3 separate regions of the Homo sapiens genome follow, and all the other regions are linked to region 2. The links are chromatin contacts, found by Hi-C or POLR2A ChIA-PET in ENCODE. All regions are on one chromosome and are shown on one strand. The core of a region is the stretch at or near the end of the contact, and the rest is flanking DNA. Distances in the headings are between cores, read along the strand shown. Region 1 has its middle 70 kb from the start of MIR3937. Region 2 has its middle 41 kb from the start of ATP6AP2. Region 3 overlaps USP9X (ubiquitin specific peptidase 9 X-linked).

The links. A loop is a pair of places that touch in the nucleus more often than their neighbours do. ChIA-PET counts read pairs that join two places held with the same protein, here RNA polymerase II (POLR2A). Pooled maps may share reads with other maps.
Region 1: a loop to region 2 is called in a pooled map, with 8 times the contacts of the local background. The contact joins two enhancer-like sites. A Hi-C loop is called at or near these places in 1 of 37 single-sample maps with no recorded cell type and 4 of 50 pooled maps. POLR2A ChIA-PET finds 5 or more read pairs at or near these places in 1 of 52 experiments (T-cell).
Region 3: a loop to region 2 is called in a map with no recorded cell type, with 5 times the contacts of the local background. The contact joins two enhancer-like sites. A Hi-C loop is called at or near these places in 1 of 37 single-sample maps with no recorded cell type and 5 of 50 pooled maps. POLR2A ChIA-PET finds 5 or more read pairs at or near these places in 1 of 52 experiments (T-cell).

What each region holds. Positions count from the first base shown.
Region 1 is chrX:39,730,003-39,733,406 of GRCh38, reverse strand. No RefSeq gene overlaps it. Among named protein-coding and RNA genes, the nearest start is that of MIR3937, 70 kb to the right of the region's middle. RefSeq lists an enhancer at 2,358-2,652. Within about 2 kb of position 1,531, at least 4 of the 41 ENCODE cell types and tissues checked have a DNase peak (open chromatin) inside an H3K27ac peak, as active enhancers do.
Region 2 is chrX:40,538,243-40,541,690 of GRCh38, reverse strand. No RefSeq gene overlaps it. Among named protein-coding and RNA genes, the nearest start is that of ATP6AP2, 41 kb to the left of the region's middle. Within about 2 kb of position 2,005, at least 11 of the 41 ENCODE cell types and tissues checked have a DNase peak (open chromatin) inside an H3K27ac peak, as active enhancers do.
Region 3 is chrX:41,178,696-41,181,920 of GRCh38, reverse strand. All of the region lies in intron 21 of USP9X (ubiquitin specific peptidase 9 X-linked), which reads right to left. Among named protein-coding and RNA genes, the nearest start is that of USP9X, 95 kb to the right of the region's middle. Within about 2 kb of position 1,545, at least 3 of the 41 ENCODE cell types and tissues checked have a DNase peak (open chromatin) inside an H3K27ac peak, as active enhancers do.

The sequences.
Region 1 (3,404 bases), core at 282-2,781, 810 kb after region 2:
TCATTCAGAACTCTCATGTGGCATTTGTGGCTGCTGCTTCCACTTCATTGATCAGATTTTTCCCAATTTGCCAGGCTTGGGAAACTGATCTGAAAGGTTGCTCAGAACATTTTGGGGATCTGTCCTTCAGAATCTACCCAAGAACATTTGTCCCCTTCTGAGTCTGGTCCCAGCCTCCATGGGGCTTCAGACTGCAGTATGAGCTTTTTAAACTCAGTTTTTCCTCTTTCTATGCTATTGGCCCTGATCCCTTTGAGAACCTTCCGTGGCCCTCACAGCTTTATCTGCTACTTCCCCAGCATGGTTTGACAGTGAGGCCTCTGTTGTGGCATTGGTGTAATCCAGTTCAGCAAATATTTACTGGGCCTGATCCCTGCCAAGAACCATGCAAGACCTGGGAGACAAACGCACCCTGCAGCCAGTGGCCTGGGAACTTCTGTTCGTTAACCCCATCTACAAGGAGACAGCCTTGTGAGTCCTTTTTGCATGAACTATCTCATTTAGCCCTCAACTCAATGCCCATTTTTCAGATGGCAAAACCGAGGCCTTGAGAATTTCCCCTTTATCCTATTTCACTCAGCTCATGCCACAGAGATGAGATTTGCACTTATTTTGATTTCAAAATCTATATTTTCATCACACTCCTTTGACTCACTTGGGCCAAAGCCTCAGTTTCCTCAGATGTGTGATGGGGACAATTTTATTCGCAACCTTAAAAGAATGTTGTGAGAGTCTTTTGTTTTCTTTTCCTTTCCCTTTCTCTTTCTCTCTTTCTCTCTTTCTTTCTTTCTTTCTTTCTTTCTTTCTTTCTTTCTTTCTTTCTTTCTTTTCCTTCTTTCTTTCTTTCTTTTCTTTCCTTCTTTCCTTCTTTCTTTTTTTGAGATAAGATCTTGCCCTGTTGCCTAGGCTGGAGTGCAGTGGCACGATCATAGCTCATTGCAGACTTGAAAACCTGGGCTCAAGCCTCTCACTTCAGCTTCCCAAATAAGTGGGACTATAGGCACATGCCACCATGCCTGCCTAATTAATTTTTTTTTTTAATTTCGTAGAGGTGGGGTCTCACTTTGTTGCCCAGGCTGTCATTTACTTATTGTGATGATGAAGTGGGGTCTGGAAAGCTGCTCTGCCTTGCGGAAGAGTTAACTGATCCAGGAGCTTATTACAACCTCAGGAAAGCCCTTGCTGAGTAGGCACTTAGAATCTTCATAGTGAGCGGTGCTGCTAGCTCTTCTTCCCAACACTGGTGTACTACCGCAGCACCTGGAACCCCAGAGGGACATTACTTCTATGCTTTGATTCCTTAGAGCTCCATGAGGGTGTCCAGGGGAGGGGGAGAGTCAAGTATATCACGGACTGTTAATGAAGGCCTTCAAGATGATCTTGTAAAAATCCAACCCCATCATGATACAGTGTGGAAGCTGAAGCCTGGAGAAGGGCTGGGACTTGTCCAAGACCACGCAGCTGTTTCTTGGCAGAACTGGAGTGACCAGGCGGCTGTTAGGACTTTCCCTGTGGGACTCTGGGGTTTGTTGATCAAGTTCAAGTCTCAGCTTTTCCAGCATGAAAATGCACGGCCTCTGAGAAATGACACAGGGAAGGTGCCTGCAGGAAGAGGAGGGGAGAAGAGGGAGAAAAGTCAGGAGGGATGGGAGTCCTAGGCACTGCCTTTTGAAAAACATTAAATATGAGAGTTGATATAATCCAGGGGACCTCCAAACTGGCGGAGTGCCCCAGGACTCCCACCTGCAGCAAGCTGGGAGTCTGGCACTGGAATCTGTTTTATAAATGAGTTCCCTGGGTTACCGAAGCACGCACTCTGGCCCAACCCCTGACAGAGGGGCACCTGAACCCTGTGGGGCCAAGCTGGTTTGTCACCCAGCTCCTCCCTGGTGGGGCAGGTCCCACTGTCCCCTGCAATAAGGTCAGTCCCAGTCCCTCCCCCCACCTCCATTTCTCCAGTTGATCACGGTCCTCCTTGCCCACAGCCACCATGGACCCCATGACAAACACACGAGGCTCAGGCCTGGAAGATCTATTAGTGCCACTCCTGTCACCGCCCGCAGAGCAGGAGGAGAGGCAGCCAAATGCTGTGCTAATTATTCTAGCTTCCAGCAGGGTCTCGGAGGTCCCAGCCATGGTAAATCTTAACTTTCATGCTATGGTGCACCGGGATGCAATTTACTTCAAAGAGAGCATAAATCCCCACTGCGGCGTGTATCAGAGGAGTGTTACATAAAAGTGGCCCATGTGCTTCCCACCCTGGCTGCCTTCTCTCGCTCCCCTTCTCTCCCTCCCTCACTCTCTCCTCGTAAGTTTGAAAAAGCCAGCCCGCGGTTGGTTACACATCTCGCACGCAAAAACATTTACACACACGTCTGCTCCCAGCCTTATAAATCACCAGGCTTGGCGACTTGGCAGTGGGAACACAGGCGAGCTCTATTTTTACCAGCCCCATCCGCAGACAGCCCCGGGGGCCCCTCCTTTCCTACAGTGACACCTACTGGTGCTAGCTTTGGCCAAAGGCAGCCTTGCCGCTTCAGACCCATTTCTCAGGCTTTGGAGGATGGTAACTGATCAAGGCCTGGCCCTTCCCCCAATTCTTCCTCTGCTAACCCCTTCCAGCCTCTGGGGAATTCCTCCAGCCACAAATTCCACCCAGGAAGCCCCGCCCCACCACCAACGCCCTCAACCAGGCTTGACATAATAATTACCTTCCACAGAGCTGCGGACTGCAAGAGGCAAGGCCAGCACAACTCATTAGGATGTCAAAGGATCAAGGGAATTGGGGAGGGGACTGCCTACCAGGTCACCACCCCCCCACCTTCGGCCCCAAAAGCAAGGTTCCTTCCTGTAATGCAACCTCCTGGGGGGTTGTCCAGTTGTGTTTCAAGCAATTACTTCCCTGTGAAAGACATCTGTTATCTTCGCTGACACACACGAGACTGGCGGCCGATGTGGTTTCTGCGAGGGGCTTGTGAATCCTGGCATTGTCATCGCAGCCCCGGTTGGGAACGAAGGGGGTGGGGTGAGACAGAGGCACGTCTGTCTCCCATCCCCAGGCCCCAGCCCCAGCCTCCTCCCAGCGACCTCTCCGGAGGCAGCCGTGCCAGGTCTAATGCTCCTAATGTCATCTTTGCAGATCCATTTGTGATTCCTTGATGCTGTAATTACTGCGGCTCCACTCCCCTCGCAGCAGCTGCCATTAGCTGGGCAGACCGCAGGCTGCGGTGACGTGGCCTTGGCAGCCTGGGGGGCCTCTGAGGGTTGGCTGGGGTGGGTAGGACCCTCCCTGCAGGCCCAGAGCTGCCAAGAGGCCCAGGGAGGCTGGCTGAGCTGGTCGAATGCTGGCCTTTAGTGGCTTTGCCCTGAGTGTAACCTCCTCCCACTTCTCCCCGCAGTCAGTC
Region 2 (3,448 bases), core at 756-3,255:
ATGTAAATACCTATGGTACAAGACAGAAAGTGAGGAGAGCCTTAGAAAGGATAAAGATAAACAAAAGCAGAAACAATAATGAAAAACTACCAATCATTGAATGCTTACTGTTGTGGTCTGAATGTGTCCCCCAGAATTCATTTGTTAGAAGTTTAATCCCTATGCAAGAGTGTTGGGAGGTGGGGCCTTTGGTGAAATATTTAGGTCATGAGGGTTCTGCCTTCGTGAGTGAATTAATGCCACTATAAAAAGGGTTAGTGGGAGTGGGTTCACTCTCTTCTGCTCTTCTGCCACATGAGGACACAGAGTTCCACAGAGTTCATTCTTTTTTGTCTTTCCACTTTCTGCCATGTGAAGACACAGTATTCCTCCTCTCTGGAAGACACAGCAACATGGCACCATCTTGGACCAGAGACCAAACCTGCCAGCACCTTGATCTCGGATGTCCCAGCCTCCAGAACTGCAAGAAATCAATGTCTGTTCCTCATAAATTACCCAGTCTGTGACATTCTTTTATAGCAGCACAAAGGGGACTAAGACACTTACTGTGTGCCATATCATTTTCTAAGCATTTTACACCTATAGTTTCTTTTAAACCTCAGAGCAACTCTACCGAGTAGGTACTATTATTTTTTATGTTTCCGAGAAGGAGTCTCGCTTTGTTGCCCAGGCTGGAGTGCAGTGGCACAATCTTAGCTCACTGCAACCTCCACCTCTTAGGTTCAAATGATTCTCTTGCCTCAGCCTCCCGAGTAGCTGGGATTGCAGGTGCTCGCCACCATGCCCGGCTAATTTTTGTATTTTAATAGAGACAGGGTTTCACCATGTTGGCCAGGCTGGTCTCGAACTCCTAACTTCAAGTGATCCACCTGCCTTGGCCTCTCAAAGTGCTGGAGTTATAGGCATGAGCCCCTCGCCCAGCCTGGTACTATTATTAACAGACCATTTTACAGATGCAGAAACTGAGGCTGAGAGAGGTTTCATGAGTTATTCAAGGTTATGTGGCTAGCGGATGGCACAGCCTGGGATCAGGGAGACTTACTTGTAGGAGGCTGGGTGACTCTCAGAATAGCTGGCTTTAGGGACAGTGATGCCATTTGCTGAGATGGGGAATGTAGGAGAATACAGAAAGGAGTATAGCAGGAGAAGCTGGCTTAGGAAAATGGTGAGGAGCTCAGTCCTGCCATGATGATTTGAAGTGTCTGTGGGACATTCACACAGAGATGGTGGGAGATAGTTGGATATATGAGTCCAGAGTTCAACACAGAGATAGAGAGAGAGATCTGGATGGGAAATGGACAGTGTGGGTCATTCCTGTGTAGTGGCAGTCAGCTCCAGAGGAATGACAGGTCTTCTCAGCTGTGTTGGCTGCAAGAACAAGCCAGGCTGTCAACCCTGGAAGTGGGCAGGGGAAGAAGGAATGGCCAGAGGGGAAGCAGAAAAGTGTTTCAGGGAGTTGAGGGAGGAAAGTGTTTCAAAAAGCGCTCATGGTCACAGTGGTACACTGTGCAGATAAAGTTTGGGTCATCTGGATTTAACAGCAAGAAAGTCCTGGTGTCTGAGTCTGAGTTGTTCCAGAAGCAGATCTCAAGAGAAGGGCTTGAGAGCAAACAGATTTAGATTTTAGGAGATTCAGAGAATATGGGCTTGGGAATGGGGGTGTGAGACAGGAGAGAGAAGCCAGCAATAAAGGGAGTGTCACCAAGCCAGTTCCCACTGCAGGCAACTGGCGCTCAGTCCCAAGGGGGACCTCTGAGAGACAGTGTGGAACACAGAGCTCAGTTCTGTCACAGGCTAGGTTCTCAACAGGCAGAAACTGAAATGGAGTTTGGCATGCAAGATTGTCATTAGGAACGTCTGTAGGAGGAGGAGGAAGTGGGGTTGGGCAGAGGGAGGGTTGAATTGCAAAACTGGCCTGTTGAAGCCTGGAGTCATCGTGGGGAACGCTGAAGTGCGTCTGGCCTGCCAGTGCTGTCTTGGAGTGGGATGAAATGACTAGTCATTGGCTGTGGGCTACCCCGGGGGGAGGAAGTGCCTATGGGTGAGATGGTTCTTGGCAGCTGGATGGAGACTGTCTGCTCAACTGGGGCAACGAATACCTCCTTGGAGGGGAACCTGGCGGGCTCATCTCTGTGCCCACCGCATTAGCCTACTTCGGAGGTTGAGGAAGCTGCGGTATTTATACACCTGAGAATCATCAGTTGAAGTTGGCCCTGCTGCTCTGTTGTACACACAAGCAGTAGCGCTCCACGGCTTCACGCAGATAGCAGCAATCGGAAGCAGCAGGGGCACACGAAGAGGTCAGGCCTGAGCCGTGTGGGTGGGGCGCCCCCAGGTGGATGAGAGTAGTTTCAGTGAAGCACTGCTGGTAGGGAGGAAGCCAGCTGTGGTTTTGTCTCTGCTGTGCGACTTTCACTCCTGTGGCCATGGCTGATTGATCCATGAGAAGACACCGGACCCACAGTGGGCCAATCAGAACCCTTCCCTGGGATTTTCAAACTGCAACTAATGAAGGCAAACAAGTTGAACCTTCCCTGGGGGTGGGAGCCACAAGATAGAAGGCTCTGGAGAAGCTAGGAGTCGCATGGAGGAAAGAATGCCATCACTCCAAACAGAGAAGCTCGGAGAAGAGAGAGTGTGGGGGCCACAAGAAAAGAGTCTCAGGGGATCCTGGTGGCCCAGCTGCACCTCTTCCCGTCTTCTCTTCCCACAGCCCTGAGGTATTCCCAGCATCCTGCCAATAAAACCCCTCATTGTGCTAAGCAAAGCTGGGCTGAGTTTCTGGTTCTTGGAGAGGTGAGTTGGCCGGTAGAGTTAAGGAATCAGTGGGATGGAAGAAAATATTGCGAGTTCAGATGACTTCTAAAGAGCTGACAATGAAGAGGGCAGAGAGAGAGAGGGGCAGGGAGAGAGGGAGAGAATGCAGAAACTAGATGAGAACACAGGGTCAAGGAAGGGTTTTTTATTTTATTTTATTTTTTTAAGATGTGGAAAACTTAAACATGTTTATGTGCTGAGGGTAAAGAGCCAGTAAAAGCAGCATAAATCATAACAACAGAATGTACTAAAGCGAGGCAGAGAGACAAAGCTATAAAAGCTTTAAAGATAAAGAAAATACGCCCTCAATAAAAATGAGGAGAAAAAGCAGAAGGGACACAGCCCTCTCAGTGGAAGGCAGGCGTTGATTGTGGCCTGAGCACCCATAGTGAACACACATGGTCCCGGCAACCGCTTACTCTGGAGACAGAGGACAGTTCAAAACCCTTAGACTCTTGCTTCTTTCATCTCCTAGAGGCTTATCCAGGGCACTCGAAAGGGGCCCTTTAGAAGCAGTTATCCAGTGATGAGGAGGTGACATGTTCATTCAATCCTGTACACATAGCCTGGGGTGCTGACTCAAGACCACAGTTGAGAAGATGCTGCTGGAGAATCTGAGATGGAAGATGTG
Region 3 (3,225 bases), core at 296-2,795, 640 kb before region 2:
CTTGTCATCCAGAGTTTATGACGATTTTGGTTTCTTTCTAGCCTTTTGAAAAGATACCTAAGCTTTGGGAAGCCAAGATGGGAGGATCACTGGAGCCCAGGTCAAAACCAGCCTGCGTAACACAGCAAGACCCCCATCACTACAAAAAAATTTTCAAAATAAGCCAGGTGTGGGCCGGGCGCAGTGGCTCATGCCTGTAATCCCAGCACTCAGGGAGGCGGAGGTGGGCGGATCACTTGAGGTCAGGAGTTCAAGACTAGCCTGACCAACATGGTGAAACCCCATCTCTACAAAAAATACAAAAATTAGCTGGGCGTGGTGGCGTCCATCTGTAATCCCAGCTACTCGGGAGGCTGAGGCAGGAGAATCACTTGAACCCAGAAGGCACAGGCTGCAGTAAGCAGAGACTGCGCCACTGCATTGCAGCCTGGGCGACAGTGTGAGACTCTGTATCTCAAAAAAAAAAAAAAAAAAAAAAAAAAAAAGTCAGGTGTGGTGGTGTGTACCTGTAGTCCTAGCTACTCTTAGGCAGGAGCCTCACTTGAGGCCAGGAGTTTGAGGTTACAGTGAGCTAGGATCATGCTGCTGCACTCTAGCCTGGGACACAGAGTAAGGCCCTCTCTCTTTAAAAAAAAAAAAAAAAAAAAAGAAATGAGAAATAGCATTTAAGCTATGTGTCCCAGGTGAATTAACAATCTCTCTGTGCTTCAGTTTCTCCGTCTTTAAAATACAGATAAAATTAATAATTTCCTTATAGGTATGTTGTGTGGTTTATCAGTGCTAAGAGCTTACAACAGACTTTTACAAAAGATGGTATTACATATAGAGAGGACTGCAGAAGTTTTAAGTTTAACAGCAAATCATAACATGGGCACTTGGCTTCAGGCAAAGATTCAGAATGAAAAGAAGTGTAACATTTGGGTGATCATTTAGCATTTGTGCACTCTTGGATGTATTTTAAATGGAGGGGAAAGAGAGAATCATTAGCTTTTTTCCTAGTCATTAACTATACCTTATAGAGATGATGTGTGGTTTAAGTTGAGTTTATCAGTGCTAAGAGCTTACAACAGACTTTTACAAAAGATTGTATTACCACGTTTTAGACACAAACTCTTAAATAAGAAAGGAAGCAGGAGCTCTAAGAAAAGGAAGTGACAGAGAGTGGTTTAATGTTTAATGAATACTAAGTGCCAGTCCCTAGGCTAGGGGTTTTCCATACATTGTTTCATTTAATCCCTGCAATTACACAAAAAAGTTATCATTATCCCAGTTCTAAGGATAAGGAAGCTCTAATAAACTATGAAACTTATGTTTAACGCCATAGAGTAGCAATTAGAAGCAGGATTGGAACTCAAGTCCATTTGAGTCCAAAGCCTATGATTTTCTGCTGCAATACAACCATTACCAGCTTTTTCAAAAGCTGGCTGTTTCAAATTTAGGTATTCTAGTTTCATTATATAAAACATGAAGAAAGCACCCACTTCAAGTTTCTTGCCTTAACTGTCTGACAAGAGCTCATGCTCGCCATCTGGTGGCATTAAGCGCCAATCACAAGATCAAGGATTCAGTGGTGGGTTTGTGTTTTTACAGTATGTTGTGAAGGTTGAATCTGCAGTAAAGCACTGCAAGGACTATTACTGAAATACTAACAAATGAAACTATGTAAATTCTAAACGATGTAACAGACAAGAATGAAATATATCTTTTGAGAGAAGCCTTAGCTAAGAATCTAATGTGAAATGCTTCTGTCCCATAATAATTGCAAAGCAAGATGAGAAGCCCAACAAGGTGTTTAATTTAGAAAATGGAGGTAATAAAAGCAGAAGACAGCTTTAAAAATTATGTCAACTAAATATGGTGTACTGCACTATATTTATCAGTACTTCATCCCCAAACCCCACTAAAATGAGAATGAATGAATATAAAAATACATAAACTCAAAAGAACATAAAAACAGAAGGGGAAGCAACACATTAAACAGCTGTCAACAAATTACTGACGGTGTAGTGAAGATGGGGATAGATAGTTGGTTTAGCTGAAGTTGTGAAGTTGGTTTAGTTGTTGTGAAGGCAAGGAGAAGAGGGTGCCTATAAATTAATGCCCCACTAAATCTGAGAAAAGCCAAGGGTATGAAAACAACAAACACTTGGGAAGGCACAAATGATTCGAAGGCCTAAAGACAGAGGCTGAAGACTGATTAAGAAGCCTTTCCAACTCCCTCAGGTTTCAGATTTCTCATTGCTGTAGAGATACAAATACGGAATGGAAGATGACTAGGAAGCTGGACTGGTACAAGCGTGAACCTGTGTTAGTTAACTGCAGGATACAAAAATCAATATACAAAACTAAGTAGTGTTTCCATTTGCCAATAGCAAACTATCTGAAAGAGAAATCAAGAAAGTTATCTCACAATAGCTACAAAAATATAAGATGCCTAGGAATAAATTTAAGCAAGGAGGAGAAAGATCACTACAAAAAAAACTGATGAAAGAACGAACACAGGACACAAATAAATGGAAAAATATTCTATGTTCATGGGTTGGAAGAACAAATATTGTTAAAATGTCCATATTACCCAAAGCAATCTACAGATTGATGCAATCTCTATTAAAATACCAATTATATTCTTCACAGAAATAGAAAAAACATCCTTTGAGGTGAATCTGCAAGGTAAAACAAAAAAATACAAAAAACACTCCTAAAATTCATATGGAACTACAAAAGACTCCAAATAGCCGAATCAATCTTGAGTAAGAAGAACAAAGCTGAAGGCATCAGCTACTTGACTTCAAAATTTACTATAGAGCAATAGTAACCAAAACAGCATGGTATTGACACAAAAATAGACACAGATCAATTGAACAGAATAGAGAACCCAGAAATAAATCCACATAATCAGAAACAACTGATTTTCAACAAAGGTGCCAAGAACACACATTGGGGGAAAAGGCAATCTCTTGAATAAAAATGGTGTTGCAAAAACAGAATATACATATGCAGAAAAATGAAACTAAACCCCTATTATTCATCATATGTAAAAATAAACTCAAGATGGGTTAAAAACTTAAATGTAAGACCAGAAACTATAAAACTACTAGAAGAAAACACAAGGGAAATGTTTCATGTCATTAGTGTGGGCAAGGACTTTTTGGCTAAGACTTCAAAAGCACAGGCAACAAACACAAAAACAGACAAACGAAATTACATTAAACTAAAAAGCTTCTA